Linked DNA regions of Homo sapiens: region 1 is linked to region 2. The links are chromatin loops, found by intact Hi-C in ENCODE. Cell type or tissue: endothelial cell of umbilical vein. All regions are shown on one strand. Links, peaks and the distances in the headings refer to the core of each region. The heading gives the core; the rest is flanking DNA.

What was found. Peaks named below come from ENCODE experiments on the same cell type or tissue, not always from the same donor. Only the 100,000 strongest peaks of a DNase experiment are listed, where the experiment ranks them.
Region 1: it touches region 2 in a loop (2.6-fold over the local background); 1 of 110 quality-filtered maps calls a loop at or near these places.

Annotation. Positions count from the first base shown.
Region 1 is chr13:64,808,105-64,814,882 of GRCh38, reverse strand. No RefSeq gene overlaps it. Among named protein-coding and RNA genes, the nearest start is that of LINC00355, 740 kb to the right of the region's middle. In endothelial cell of umbilical vein, for the core only: no CTCF peak of the experiment used is centred there; a DNase peak (open chromatin) is centred at 3,982; H3K27ac peaks cover 727 bases.
Region 2 is chr13:64,719,569-64,728,004 of GRCh38, reverse strand. No RefSeq gene overlaps it. Among named protein-coding and RNA genes, the nearest start is that of LINC00355, 650 kb to the right of the region's middle. In endothelial cell of umbilical vein, for the core only: no CTCF peak of the experiment used is centred there; a DNase peak (open chromatin) is centred at 4,064; H3K27ac peaks cover 2,124 bases.

The sequences.
Region 1 (6,778 bases), core at 2,618-5,117, 87 kb before region 2:
GTGGACTCCTAATGTGCCAACTGGAGCTCATGGGAATTTTCTTCCATTGGTTTAACTACTGTCTTTTCTCCAAAAGTATTAGGCTGATAACTTACATGATTAACTCATTCATAGAGTCCACAGAACTCTAAGGACAAAGCTTATCTAGCTATGCCTACATTTTTAGTCCTCTCCCAGTGCTCCAACTTGTTTCTTCAGGTTCTTACCCATCCCATAGAGTAGAAAATATTGCACTGGTTTTCTCTGCCAGAGCACTAACAAAGCACTAGACTAATCCAACAGGCCTAAGGTAGATGGATTAATTTAAGGACTTCTTAAAAATTGAGAGGAGAATTAAAAAAAAGAAGTGCCATTGTCACTGTTTGGAGCAGAGTGTGGAGTAGGAAGGAAATGTTAAAAAGTATTAAGATGTGAAGTTTAATCCTTTTTTTCTACAAACTTTTCTGTTTCAAAGTCACAACTCAAACATTCAAGACAGAACTAATGATTCAATCTATCCAAGTTTCCTATCTCAAACAATCTAGTCTGATAATTCCAATTTCTAGTTAACAAGAGAATGAAGAAATTACAGATGATGTGATATTTCCTACTTCCCTATTTCCAGATGGAGGCTTTCTTCCATCTCATTCTATTTCTTTCCTTTTCTTTCCCCCTCTCTCCTTATCTTCCTCCCTTTTATCCTGCCTGCATATAAAATGAATTAGAAAATCTGCTAGGCCAATGTTTAGGAGATCAATTAAAGCAATAAACTCAACTATTACCATTTTGGTGTCTTTTCTAATTGGTATATCTATTTTTGCTTTATTTTCTGATCTTTCTACTGACTAACTTGATGGTACAGTTAACTATTTACATTTCCCACAGGAGTTTGAAAAATATAGATGCTGACCAAACAGCCGTTTTCCAACAACAACTTCACTTTAAGGAAAGAAGACACAAAACTTTGATGTTTAGTTTTCTCTTCCACATCAAGAAAGCACCACAGCACATTTCATATATTAAGGTGCAACTAAAGGGCAATGCAAACAAAATGTTTATGCTACATTTCCCATTATTCTTCAACTAAATTGACCTTTTCATTAAGTATGTTTTTGTAAGTGTGTTTATGGGTCACTACCTGTCTCTTACAAATTAAGTAAAATGTCTTAGATATAAAGTTGAAAATCGTGATCTTGACTAAAGTTTTAAAATATGAGATGATAGTTTTATTGATTGCTATGCATGTTTTGTAGAACAAGAAGGAGAACTTATTGCATCTGCTTCATTCATTTTCTTTTGAGAAGATGTAGTCTGAATATGTTTTTAAACTTGCTTATTCAAACACACTTCTTACTTGGCTGCTGTGGAAAAGCAAGAAAATGCCCATTTTCAGCATTACATATAGTATTTTAAAACTTGCAGAATATTCAACTCACAGGATGAAGTTATTCTAGAATTTTCTATATTTACTAATGCTAATAGGAAGTATAATACCTCTAAAGTATCTTGCAGCAGAATATTGAAACAAGTTATGTGAGTTCTGTGGCGTGAGGAGGAATGCCAACACTTACTTTGGTATTTTTTTCAAAGTTCTCATTTATCTTCTGATTGTTTTGCTATGACATTTATTTCAAATCCTAGATTAACATTTAAAACATGTTGCATATATACCACCACTTCTTTATCCCAGTTCTATTGCAAGCAATATTAGGTTATAGCAATCACTCTTAAGGAGTATGATCACTACTTCACATTCCTTCCAACTCAGGCATGTAGAAAAATACTACCAATTTATTTCAGTTAGAAAGATAGGCAAAATTATTTTTTCACTCCAGTGTTCCATTGGTTCACCTATATTCTTTCAACAAAAAAACGCACAGCCTACTCAATGGTCCATCTTTCCATCTCTATTAGTAATTTCACAAATGTTATTGGTAAGTATGATTTTCTAGGAAATATATATTTATTAGTAAGGGTACAAACTAGGCTAAGGTATTTTTTAAAATGCTAGGTTTTAAGTAAGAAGTTATTTTTCATTCATATAATAATCTAGAGATTATTTATGGGCTTTAGGGCAATTCAACTGCACAAGATTATCAAGGGAATCAGACTGGAAATTTGGCTGAGTTCCCCAGCATTTTGCTTCTCCTTCAGAGTTCTAGACGGCAGTCTTACCATCTCTTAAGAATCAAGAATAAGGAAAAAACACAGTGTAGGGTATGTAATTACATTTTTAACGAGGTGACCCAGAAATTTCATAGTTGTTATAAGGGAGAACAGCAAACTCTTCTTTAGGTATGTAACAAGGTGCCCAAATAAACTTGAGAATTCTCTTTCTAAAAAGAATTGATGGATACTAGGGATGATTATAATGCTTTGTCCCATGTTAGGAATAGTAGATGGATGATGATTGTCATGGAATAAAAGACTTTTTATATTTTTTATAAATGGATTTTTAAACAGCAAAAAGAATGATGTATCCACATTATGAATATCAAAATAGATACACTTAAAATTGGAGGCTAGTAAAAATTCTCCTCTTACAAAAATTGTTTTTGGTCAACTCATTTCAGTAAGTAGACATATCTTTAATGTTCTCATTGTGGATAATTTTATTGTAAATTTTTCTTTACTTTCCTAATAATAAATTTGTATTATCAATGCTAAGAGATATTTAATTTTTAACTTGGGAAAGAGATTTTATGACATATATTCATGAGTTTTTAGGAATAGTAGAAAATAAACAGTTCCTTGGGATTTATTGGACTTCAACAAAAATATAGCATATAAGATAAGATGTTTCTGGTCACCAGTAACAAAATCTCCAACTCAGATTTTTAAGCAGTAAGAAAATGTGTTTACTTGCGTGTAAAAACATTCATAAGAAACATCATCTTTAGAAATTATGTATCAAAGCTTTTACACTCTTCTCTGCAGTTTTTCAGTCTGACTCTTCAAGTGAACTAGCTTCATCCTGGGATTGGTAAAAGATGGATATAGCAATTTGGCTACACATTATAATCATCTACTTTTAAAAATGTCCAGACAAAGCAAAGTTAACATGTATTTATTTGTCTTTTATTGATAGCAAGGAATCCATTTCCAACAACTTGTCAGAAGGCTTCTTTGTGGTCTCATTTGCCAGGGGGATGAAAATAGCTGACTAGGTAAGCAGAATTTATAACCCATGATTGGCTTAAATAAACCATTTATGGTAGAATGGATAATATAAAAGATTTATTTTCTAGGATTTACATATTCAACAAATGCAGTTTAACAATGGATATGCATATGAGAATAAATAGAGAATATTACTGAAATATAACATTAGTATTTAGAATCTATAACACATCTGTGTTCCAATGATTCTCAACTAAGATTAGAGCTGCTCTGCTAAGGGGCATTTGGTTATAAGAGGAGAAGGCAGGATGTGCTTGTAATGGTTATAATATCTTAAGGGTGAAACTGGCATACAATGGCCACAAGCCAAGGATGATTTGCATTCTATAATTCATTGATTAGTCTCTATCAATTAGACATGTTGAGAAATATTGACTAGATCATATTTATGTAGAATAATAATATAAATACCAATATCAATATAAAAATAAATACATAAAGATACAGGTACATATGTAGACTTGTACATAGTCATTTCACATTAAATATTACTTTAAACATACTGTAACAAACTTGCATTTTTCATTTTGGCAATGTTAGTGTTTATAAGAGCCCTGTGTTTCTGAAAAGCAGCAATAATTAAGAACCGTCCCCCATCCTTTTGTGTTCTAGGAAATGCCTTACTACAAAAATACAGCTTCCCCCATATGAGTCAGTTAAGACTCATAAATGCTTCCCTTGTTTATTTATGAAAAAGTCAAATGCAGATTTACCAAATTTCCTTTCTGTGTTTCATAAATAGTTAATTGTTTGAACTCACTCACCAATCTGCTCAAAATACCTTCTAACTTGGTTTGACCAAGTTTAATTTTCTCTCCTTCTTCCCGTAACCCAGAACTGTGAATCATACTCAGTCAACACTAGCATGGGAATATGGAGCAATACCTCCTTATGGACCACTCCCGAGAATCTGACAACCTTGGGAAAAGACTGTTTCTGTTCAACTGCCCTATCAAGCCACCATTCCACCCTACTCCCCAGTAACCAGTACTTATTGTCTTCTTTACACCTTCCTATTAAAGAAAATTCTCCTCTGCCTATTCTATAAGGTGCTTGGAGATCTTATGATCTGAAGATTTTTCCCTACTGCAATAGTCTTTTAAAATAATATCTCTCCTTACCTAAGTCAAAAATACTTGTTTTTGACAATTTATTCATTCATCAATAAATATTTTTTGAGTGTCCATTATATGCCAGGCACTAACTACACAGAGCTTACACAACTGCCTCAGTAAGCCCTGCTTTAAACGAATGTGAATAGGACTGTTTTAAATAAAATGGCTTAGGAGGGTTCCTCTGAGAAAGTGATATTATAGTTTAGTCTTATAAGAGAAAAAGGAGCCAGTTTTGAAAATTGTGGCATAGAGTGTATCAGATAGAGACAACAAAAAGAGTGAATGCTCTGGGATATAAAATACATTGTGTTCGCTTTTACAACTCCATTGAATATAATTACTTAAACTCATCTCCCCCCAAATGAGTTTCATATTATTTAAATGTGATTTATAATAGTAAATGTAAAAAATCAGCAGATAAAATTTTGCAGGGATGGTAGCAATTAATGCTTGTCTGAAAATAAATCAAGGCTATGCCTTTTTGACTATGACCTTCTTCTCTGCAAAAATATTTGATTGAATAACATGGAGATTTCTCAAAGAACCAAAAACAGTAATACCATTTGATCCAGCAATCCCACTACTGGGTATCTACCTGCATTAGTCTGTTTTCACACTGCTGATAAAGACATGCCTGAGACTGGGCAATTTGCAAAATAAAGAGGTTTAATTGGACTCACAGTTCCACGTGGCTGGGGAGGCCTCAGAATCTTGGCAGTAGGCAAGGAGGAGCAAGTCACATCTTACATCAATGGCAGCAGGCAAAGAAAGAGAATTTGTGCAGGGACATTCCCTTTTATAAGACCATCAGATCTCATGAGGTTTATTCACTATTACAAGAACATCATGGGAAAGACCTGCCCCCATCATTCAATTATCTCCCACCAGGTCACTCCCACAATATGTGGAAATGATGGGAGCTACAAGATGAGATTTGGGTAGGGACACAGAGCCAAACCATATCATTTTGCCCTGGCGTCTCCCAAATCTTGTGTCTTCACATGTCAAAACCAATCGGCCAAACCATATCATTTCACCCTGACCTCTCACAAATCTCATGTCTTCACATTTTAAAACCAATCATGCCTTCCCAGCAGTTCCTCAAAGTCTTAACTCATTTCCAAATTAACTCAAAAGTCCACAGTCCAATGTCTCATCTCAGACAAGGCAAGTCCCTTCCACCTGAGTCCGTAAAATCAAAAGCAAGTTATTTACTTCCAAGTTACAATGGGGATACAGGCATTGGGTAAATACAGTCACTCCATGTGGGAGAAATTGGCCAAAACAAAGGGGTTACAAGCCCCAGGCAAGTTCAAAATCCAGCAGGGCAGTCAAGTCATAAAGCTCCAAAATGATATCCTTTGACCCCATATCTCATGTTGGGGTTACACTGATGCAAGAGGTGGGTTCCCATGGTCTTGGGCAGCTCTGCCTCTTGGCTTTGCAGGGTACAGCCTCCCTCCTGGCTGGTTTCCCAGGCTTGTGTTGAGTGTCTGCAGCTTTTCCAGCACACGATGCAAGCTGTCAGTGGATCTACCATTTTGGGGTCTGGAGGACAGTGGCCCTCTTCTCACAGTTCTACTAGTTGGTGCCACAGTAGGGACTCTGTGTGGGGGCTCCGACACCACATTTCCCTTCCACACTGCCCGAGTGAAAGTTCTGTATGAGAGCCCCACCTCTGCAGTGAACTTCTGCCTGGATATCCTGGTGTTTCCACACATCTTCTGATATCTAGGGGGAGGTTCCCAAATCTCAATTCTTGACTTCTTTGCATTTGCTGGTTCAACACCTCATGGAAGCTGCCAAGGCTTGGGGCTTGCACCCTCTGAAGCCACGGCATAATCTGTTCCTTGGCCTCTTTTATTCATGGCTGGAGTGGGACACAGGGCACTAAGTCTTTGTACTGCACACAGCACAGGGACCCTTGGCCTGGCCCACAAAACCTTTGTTTTCTCCTTGGCTTCCAGGCATGTGATGGGAGGAGCTGCCATGAAGACCTCTGATATTCCCTGGAGACATTTTCCTGATTATCTTGGGGATTAACATCTGGCTCCTTGTTACTTGTGCAAATTTTTGCAGCCAGCTTGAATTTCTCCTCAGAAAATGGGATTTTCTTTTCTATCACATTATCAGCCTGCAAATTTTCTGAACTTTTATGCTCCGCTTCCCTTATAAAGTTGAATGCCTTTAACAGCACCCAAGTCACCTCTTGAATGCATTGCTTTTTAGAAATTTCCTCCATTAGATACCCTTTATCATCTCTCTCAGGTATAAAGTTCCACAAATCTCTATGGCGGGGGCAAAATGATGCCAGTCTCTTTGCTAAAACATAACAAGAGTCACCTTTGCTCCACCTCCCAACAAGTTCCTCATCTCTATCTGAGACAACCTCAGCCTGGACCTCACTGTCCATATTGCCATCAGGCTTTTGTTCAAAGCATTCAACAAATCTCTAGGAATTTCCAAACTTTTCCAGATTTTCTTGTCTTCTTCTGAGCCCTCCA
Region 2 (8,436 bases), core at 2,787-5,286:
CCAAAACTATAAGAATCTTATTGACTTGGTTTAGCCAATGGTTTCTTAGATATGACACCAAAAGCACAAGTGACACAAGAAAAAAAGATGAATTATATCCAAATTTAAAATGTTTGTATTATGAAGACAGGATCAAAAAAGTAAAAAAGACAACAGGCAGAATGGGAGAAAATATTTGCAAATTATGTGTTTAATAAGGAAATGTATCCATCATATATAAAGAACTTTTTATATATTATATAAATTATATATTATTTATAGAAAAAACTTTTCTAGGGTGATGATAGTGTTATACACCTGTAGAGATATGGTTATAAGAGTAAATGTATTCAAAACTTAAATATATATTTACTATTTGTGCATGACATTTTATGAAAACTTTATATCAAATTACAGAAAACAGTAATAAATACTGACCTTTGACTAAAGTTATCATAAAGATGTACTGGAGGAAATACACAAAGATCCACAATTCATTTCGAAATGCATCAAAAATTAACAAAGTTGATAGATGGATAGAAGACAAATTGATATACATGTGATTAAACAAATGTAGCAAATATTATTCATAGAATCTAGATAATGGATGTATTAGTGTTCACTGTAAAATTATTTCAACATTGTTGTATGTGTAAAATTTTTCATAATAAAAATCATATCTAGAAAGACATTAACAAGAGTTTAAGAGTAGGTCTTCTCAGTGTTACTCTTCACCCTTTTTACTAATATTGGAATATAAACAAAAATATTGTTTGTGGAGATTTGGAGAAAGATAAAGCATGTTTTATTATTTTATAACCTAACTTTATAAATGTAGTTATATTATTTATTTATGTTTTCTTTTTCTTTTTTTTTTTTTTTTTTTGAAACAGGGTCTCACTCTGTCAGCCAGGTTGAAGTGCAGTGGTGCAACCAGAGCTCACTGCAGCCTCAATTTCCCTGGGCTCAAGCAATCCGCTTTCCTCAGCCTCCCAAGTAGCTGGGACTACAGGTGCATGCCACCATACCTGTCTAATTTTTGTATTGTATTGTAGAGATGGGGATTCACTATGTTGCCCAGCTAGTCTTGAACTGCTGGACTCTCAAGCAATCCTCCAGACTCAACCTCCCAAAGTGCTGGGATTACAGTCATGAGCCACCATGCCTGGCCTCCTATAAGTAAGTTATTTTACTTTTGAATTGGGTGATGATACTTCTGAGCTTTTTCAGGCCATTCTGTTTAGTCCTATTAGTCTACTGTATTCATGAATGATGTTATTTTTATGTTTAAAATAAAATATAAGTTTTTATTATAATTTGACATTTTCTAAAGTCAGAGATTAACATTACATGAATGCTAGGTATCCACCTAGTCTTAAAACTAATGTTTGCAATTAATTGGCATTCTCTAAAATTTCAAATATTGCAGAATTCTCTACTTCATCAATTTTATGTTAAAATATTGTGTATTATTTTTAATTGATTGTATTCAAAATTTATTTAAGATCTAATGCTCTGAAACACTGACATAACCAATTTAGTACTGATTTAGTATTTACTTAATAGTTAAAGCAGTGTAAATAACACAGTTTGTAATGACACATACTTTTGCAACAGACAAATGAAAACTTGTTATTTATTATTAAAGTGAATTGTTGTACATATACATGTGTATAGGCATATGTATACACACACAGTGTGGGTTGAACTAAGTCTCCTGGAAAGATTTGTTGAAATCCTGTCCACAGTAATTGTGAATGTGATGTTATTTGGAAACAGGGACTTTGTAGTAACGAGTTCATTTAAGATGGGGATCTCATATTAGATCAGTGTGGGCTGTTTACTGGATATTACTTAATCATATCATGATCTTGTATCATATCATCTCTCCTCTTAAGGAGAGACACAGAAACACAGGGGAGAATGCTATGTGAAGACAGAGGCAGAGATTGAAAAGTGTGTTGATAAGACAAGGAACACCAAAGATTGTCAGCAGCCACCAGAAGCTGAGAGAGTGGCATGGGATAGATTCTTCCTCAGAAACTTAAGAAGAAACCAACCTTAGTGACTCCTTGATTTCCGACATCTAGCTTTCAGAACTGTCCTTCTAAGTATGATAAAAGAAAAACTTCAGCCGAATTAAATTTAAAAGCATTTAGTTGAGCAATGAACCATTCGCGAATGGGGCAGCCTCTCAAGCCAGAGTATGTTCAGAGACTCCAGCACAGCCACATGGTGGAAGAGGATTTATGAACAAAAAAAGGAAAGTGAAGTACAGAAAACGGAAGTGAGATACAGAAACAGCCAGATTGGTTACAGCTCGCTGTATGGCTTATTTGAACACTGTTTGAATAGTTGGCTACATTTGATTGGTCAAAACTCACTGATTGGCACAAGTATAGGCTACGGTCTGTTTACATCTTCACTTGTTATAGTTCACAATGTACAGAGAAACCTTTAGGCCAAACTTAAAATACGTAAGGAGGCAGCTTTAGGCTAAACTTGATTTTTACCACTACCAAGTATGTAGTAATTTGTTTATGGCAGTCCTAACACACACAAACATATGTGCATGCATACATACATGTACATATGCATGTATAGACATAGACATGATTATGATTATAAACAATATAAATAATTATGCATGTATGGATATATATAGGTGCATATACATATGCATATATGATTATAAAAATTTAATTCATTTAAATGCAAATCATGCCAGAAGGAAAATTTATCCGTAAATAGAAACATATGTATATTATCGAATCAAATAGCCTTCAAATGCACACATCATGGCATAATTCTCAAATCAAACATAAAATCAACTGAAAAGATCTTTTTCTAAATATGTTTACACTAAAATGTTCTAAATATATGAAATAGAAAAAAACTATATACAATCAAGACCAAAAATAAACTTTCACAAAGACAATTTTTAAAGCCCATTATTACATATGAACCCTGAAAGCATTTTGGCATGGTGTACAACAGATTTCCAGCAGTTTCATCCCTGAAAGTTACTAAAAAGAGATCCAACTAGAAAAGAATAAAAGAGCAAATATATTAGTATTAACACTAATGTATTTATGACTTTGATACTATTTTTCTAAAATTACAAAGCACATTATGTTAAAGAAAGTATCTGACATACAGTACAAACAAGAAATATGTATTCATTGATTAAATTATGAAATTAAAAATAATTCAAACCAATATATTTGTATTAAAGTTATTAATGGTTATCATGAAGACCAAGAAGAAAATATAATATTAATGTTGATATTTTTGTAATATTATAGTATATAAAATATATTCCCTAGATTTATGTAGAAAATATAATTTTAAAGCCACGTTAATATTAAGCCTACTGAAATTTTAGGCTTTTTTTTTTTCCAAATAGCTGTCATTTTAAGCTAATATGAAAAAAACATTTTTTCAATAAAGATTTTATTTTATATTAAATATGTATACATTTTGTTTTCATAGAATATCTTATAAATATATATGGAAGTGTAGAACACTATATGGTAAATTTGATTATTTCACTTTCAAGAAAGATTGAATTTCTTAATATGCTTTCTTAATATAATTACATCATATCTTACAGACACTTCTACATATTTTCAAACACACACTGTTGATGGCACCTCTCCCTCTCTCTTTGTGTGTCTGTATGTGTGCATATATGTTAATTTCAATAAATTGCTAATTGGTAATTACTAAAATAAGCTTTAGAATATTTTAACATATACTTTTAATTTTCAATATTTTTCTTCAATTACATTCTTTGAAGTATATTTTCTCAAAATTAGAGAATAGACAAAGTAGGCAAAAAGATAGATGTGAATCCATAGGTATCATGTTAAAACCAATCATAAACATGCTATGAACCAGTGCTAAGTTATACACCAGGCTGGCTTCAAAAATGATTATCAAACTGTGTAGGGATAACTGAAACCAGTAACAGAGTAAACACTGTGTTAGGATAATAGGGTGCTGACAGGGCGAATGCCTTCCAGCTGAATCATTTTTCCATTCCTGGAATGTTTTGAAATGGAGAATTAAGCATTGTCTACCTCAGGGTTACTCAGTCAGAATGTATTTCTGCAGATGAGCTTGCTGATATGACACAGAAATGCACAGTGATAAGTCTTATGAGTCCCAGTGCTTGCAGGCATGAGTCCTGCACATTGAGCAGGCTGGGTCAGTGCTACATCCTCAGTCTGCTCTAGACAACAACAAATAGAAAACACCGTGTAACTGTAGAACAATACTTGATGGGAATGGGAAAATAAGCCAAGCATTATACTGTGGTGTCTTATGACACAATTGAGAAATGAATCCCTTAGGGGGCCTGTGAGAAATTCATAAATATGTAAAACAGTTAAGTTTTTGGAAAGTATATTACTTTGTAGGATTAGATTTAGAAACAGGGCAGGCTATAGTTTTTTATATATACAAGAGCTTTGTAAAAATAAGATTTTTGATAAATAGCACAAACATAATGGCAAATGGCAAATCAGGAAATGCAATCTATAAATTGTCATCTAGCCGGTATAATTGCAACATTGATTATTATCAGTGCATCCAAGCCAGCTGTGTTAATAATTTGCCTTTTCTTCAATTAAACCATAAATGAGGGGACATACCTACTTATTTTCATGCTGAATTTTTAATTCTCTAGGTTGACTTCCTTCAGTACACAAAGAACATCCTTGCCTTTGTCTGTAATACAAGTTTTCCCAGACAAGGCAGACAATTCTAGCTTTAATTCAAGCAAAATATATATCAGATGATTATTTATTCTACAGCTTCAAATAGTACTAAATATTCCAAACTGAAATGTAAATGGTTTAAAATGATTTTTTAGAATTATGCATATCCCATAATCCATGCAGGTAAGAGAGATTTACCCATTTCTGTGAAAATAATTCTATTTTACTATGCACTTCTGAAAATGAACTCTCTTGAGCTATAAAACAACCAAACAAATGCACGTATAAATGTTTTATCTCTTCAACAATATTATATTAATCAAGTTAGGCTTAGTATTTGCAGCAGGTATCACAGTGCTCTGAGCACAACAGACACTCCAAAAGTGTTGACTTGACTATTCAAGTTAACCATAGAGAAAAGCTTTAGTCAAAATTTGAGAAAAGAATCTATACTTTATATAAATGAACATAATGTGATGTAGCTATGCAGTGCTGTAAAGAAGCATTAATGCAGCAGATAATAATATGATCAAACTGTGTAAGCGCCAAAGGGTTCTTTACAAATTCTTTTAAACTATCACAAGGAAACAAAGCAAAATACAGTTTGTTTTTTTTTTAAAGGGCCATGAACTTATGGTGTACATGAGAAAAAACATAGATGATTCTTTCAACTCTTGGCAACTTACAAATATTATTTTTTTCAACAACAAAAGTACATTTACAAAATATTAATTTTCTTCACTGAAATATATGGAAATAAGATAAATTCTGTAATTCTGAGTTATGAGGTATAATTTTACAAGACATACATAAAATAAGAATAGATGAAAGTCAATTGATTAAATATTAAAATTATAAATATAAATTTAATGTTAAATACAGAAAAACAAAAGGTAAAAAGATTAAATAATTTAAACATTAGAAGCTGACTGGATCTTCTTGAAGAGGTCCTTCACATCCCTTGTAAGTTGTATTCCTAGGTATTTTATTCTCTTTGTAGCAACTGTGAATGGGAATTCACTCATGATTTGGCCCTCTCTTTGTCTATTATTGTTGTATAGGAATTGTGATTTTTGCACATTGATTTTGTATCCAGAGACTTTGTTGAGGATGTTTATAAGCTTAAGGAGATTTTGGGCTGAGACAATGGGGTTTTCTAAATATACAATCATGTCATCTGCAAACAGAGACAACTTGACTTCCTTTCTTCCTATTTGAATACGCTTTATTTCCTTCTCTTGCCTGATTGCCCTGGCCATAACTTCCAATACAACACTATGTTGAATAGGAGTGCTGAGAGAGGGGATCCTTGTCTTGTGCCACTTTTCAAAGGGAATGCTTCCAGCTTCTGTCCATTCAGTATTATATTGGCTATGGGTTTGTCATAAATAGCTCTCAGTATTTTGAGATATGTTCCATCAATACCTAATTTTTTCAGTATTTTTAGCATGAAGGGTGTTGAATTTTATTGAAGGCCTTTTCTGCATCTATTGAGATAATCATGTGGTTTTTGTCATTGGTTCTGTTTATGCGATGGATTATATTTATTGATTTGCATATGTTGAACCAGCCTTGCATCCCAGGGATGAAGCTGACTTCATCGTGGTGGATAAGCTTTTTGATGTGCTGCTGGATTCCGTTTGCCAATATTTTATTGAGGATTTTCGCATCAATGTTCATTAGGGATACTGGCCTGAAATTTTCTTTTGTGTGTTGTTGTGTCTCTGCCAGGTTTTGGTATCAGGATGATGCTGGCCTCATAAAATGAGTTAGGGAGGAGTTCCTCTTTTTCTATTGTTTGGAATAGTTTCAGAAGTAATGGTACCAGCTTCTCTTTGTACCTCTGATAGAAATTGGCTGTGAATCTGCCTGGTCCTGGGCTTTTTTTAATGGTAGGCTATTAATTACTGCCTCAATTTTAGAACTTGTTTTTGGTCTATTCAGGGATTCAACTTCTCACTGTTTTAGTCTTGGGAGGGTGTATGTGACCAGGAACTTATCTATTTCTCCTAGATTTTCTGGTTTATTTGCATAGAAGTGTTTATAGTATTCTCTGATAGTAGTTTGCATTTCTGTAGGGTTAGTGGTGTTATCCTCTTTATCATTTTTATTGTGTCTATTTGATTCTTCTCTCTTTTCTTCTTGTTTAGTCTGGCTAGCAGTCTATCTATTTTGTTAATCTTTTCAAAAAACCAGCTCCTATATTCATTGATTTTTGAAGGGTTTTTCGTGACTCCCTCTCTTTCAGTTCTGCTCTGATCTTAGTTATTTCTTGTCTTCTGCTAGCTTATGAATTTATTTGCTCTTGCTTCTCTAGTTCTTTTAATTGTGATGTTAGGGTGTTAATTTTAGATCTTTCCTGCTTTCTGATGTGGGCATTTAGTGCTATAAATTTCCCCCTTAACATGCCTTTAGCTGTTTCCCAGAGATTCTGGTACATTGTGTTTTTGTTTTCATTGGTTTCAAATAACTTATTTATTTCTGCCTTAATTTGTTATTTACCCAGTAGTCATTCAGGAGCAGGTTGTTCAGTTTCCATGTAGTTGTGTGGTTTTGAGTTAGTTTCTAAATCCTGAGTTCTAATTTGTTTGCACTGTGATCTGAGAGGCTGCTATGATTTCCATTCTTTTGTATTTGATGAGGAGTACTTCCAATTATGTGGTCGATGTTAGAATAAGTGCTATGTGGTGGAGAGAAGAATGTATATTCCATGGGGTGGGGTAGAGAACTCTGTGGATGTCTATTAGGTCTGCTTGGTTCAGAGCTGAGTTCAAGTCCTGGATATCCTTGTTAATTTTCCATCTCATTGATCTAATATTCACAGTAGGGTGTGAAAGTCTCCCAATATTATTGTGTGGGAGTCTAAGTCTGTTTGTGGGTCTCCAAGAACAAACCACTACTCAAGGAAATAAGAGAGGACACAAACAAATGGAAAAACATTCCATGCTCATGGATCATAAGAATCAATATTGTGAAAATAGCCATACTGTCCAAAGTAATTTAGAGATTCAATGCTATTCCCATTAAGCTACCATTGATTTTCTTCACAGTACTAGAAAAAAACAACTTCACATTTCATATGGAACTGAAAAAGAGCCCGTATAGCCAAGACAATCCTAAGCAAAAAAAAAAAAACAAAGCTGAAGGCATTATGCTACCTTACTTCAAATTATACTACAGGGCTACAGTAACCAAAACAGCATGGTACTGGTAACAAAACAGATATATAGACCAATGGAACAAAACAGAGGCCTCAGAAATCACATGACACATCTACAACCAGCTCATTTTTAACAAACTTGACAAAAACAAGCAATGGGGAAAAGAGTCCATATTTAATAAATGGTGCTGAGAAAACTGGCTAGCCATATCCAGAAAACTGAAGCTGGACCCCTTCCTTACATCTTATACAAAAATTAACTCAAGATGAATTAAAGCCTTAAACATAAAACCTAAAACCACAAAATCCCTGGAAGAAAACCTAGGCAATACCATTCAGGACATAGGCATGGGCAAAGACTTCATGACCAAAACACCAAAAGCAATGGCAACAAAAGCCAAAATTGACAAATGGGATCTAATCAAACTAAAGAGCTTCTGCACGGCAAAAGAAACTATTATCAGAGTCAACAAGCAACCTACAGAATGGGAGAAAATTTTTGCAATCTGTCCATCTGACAAAGATCTAATATCCAGAATCTATGAGGAACTTTAACATCTTTAGTTTACTTAGGTC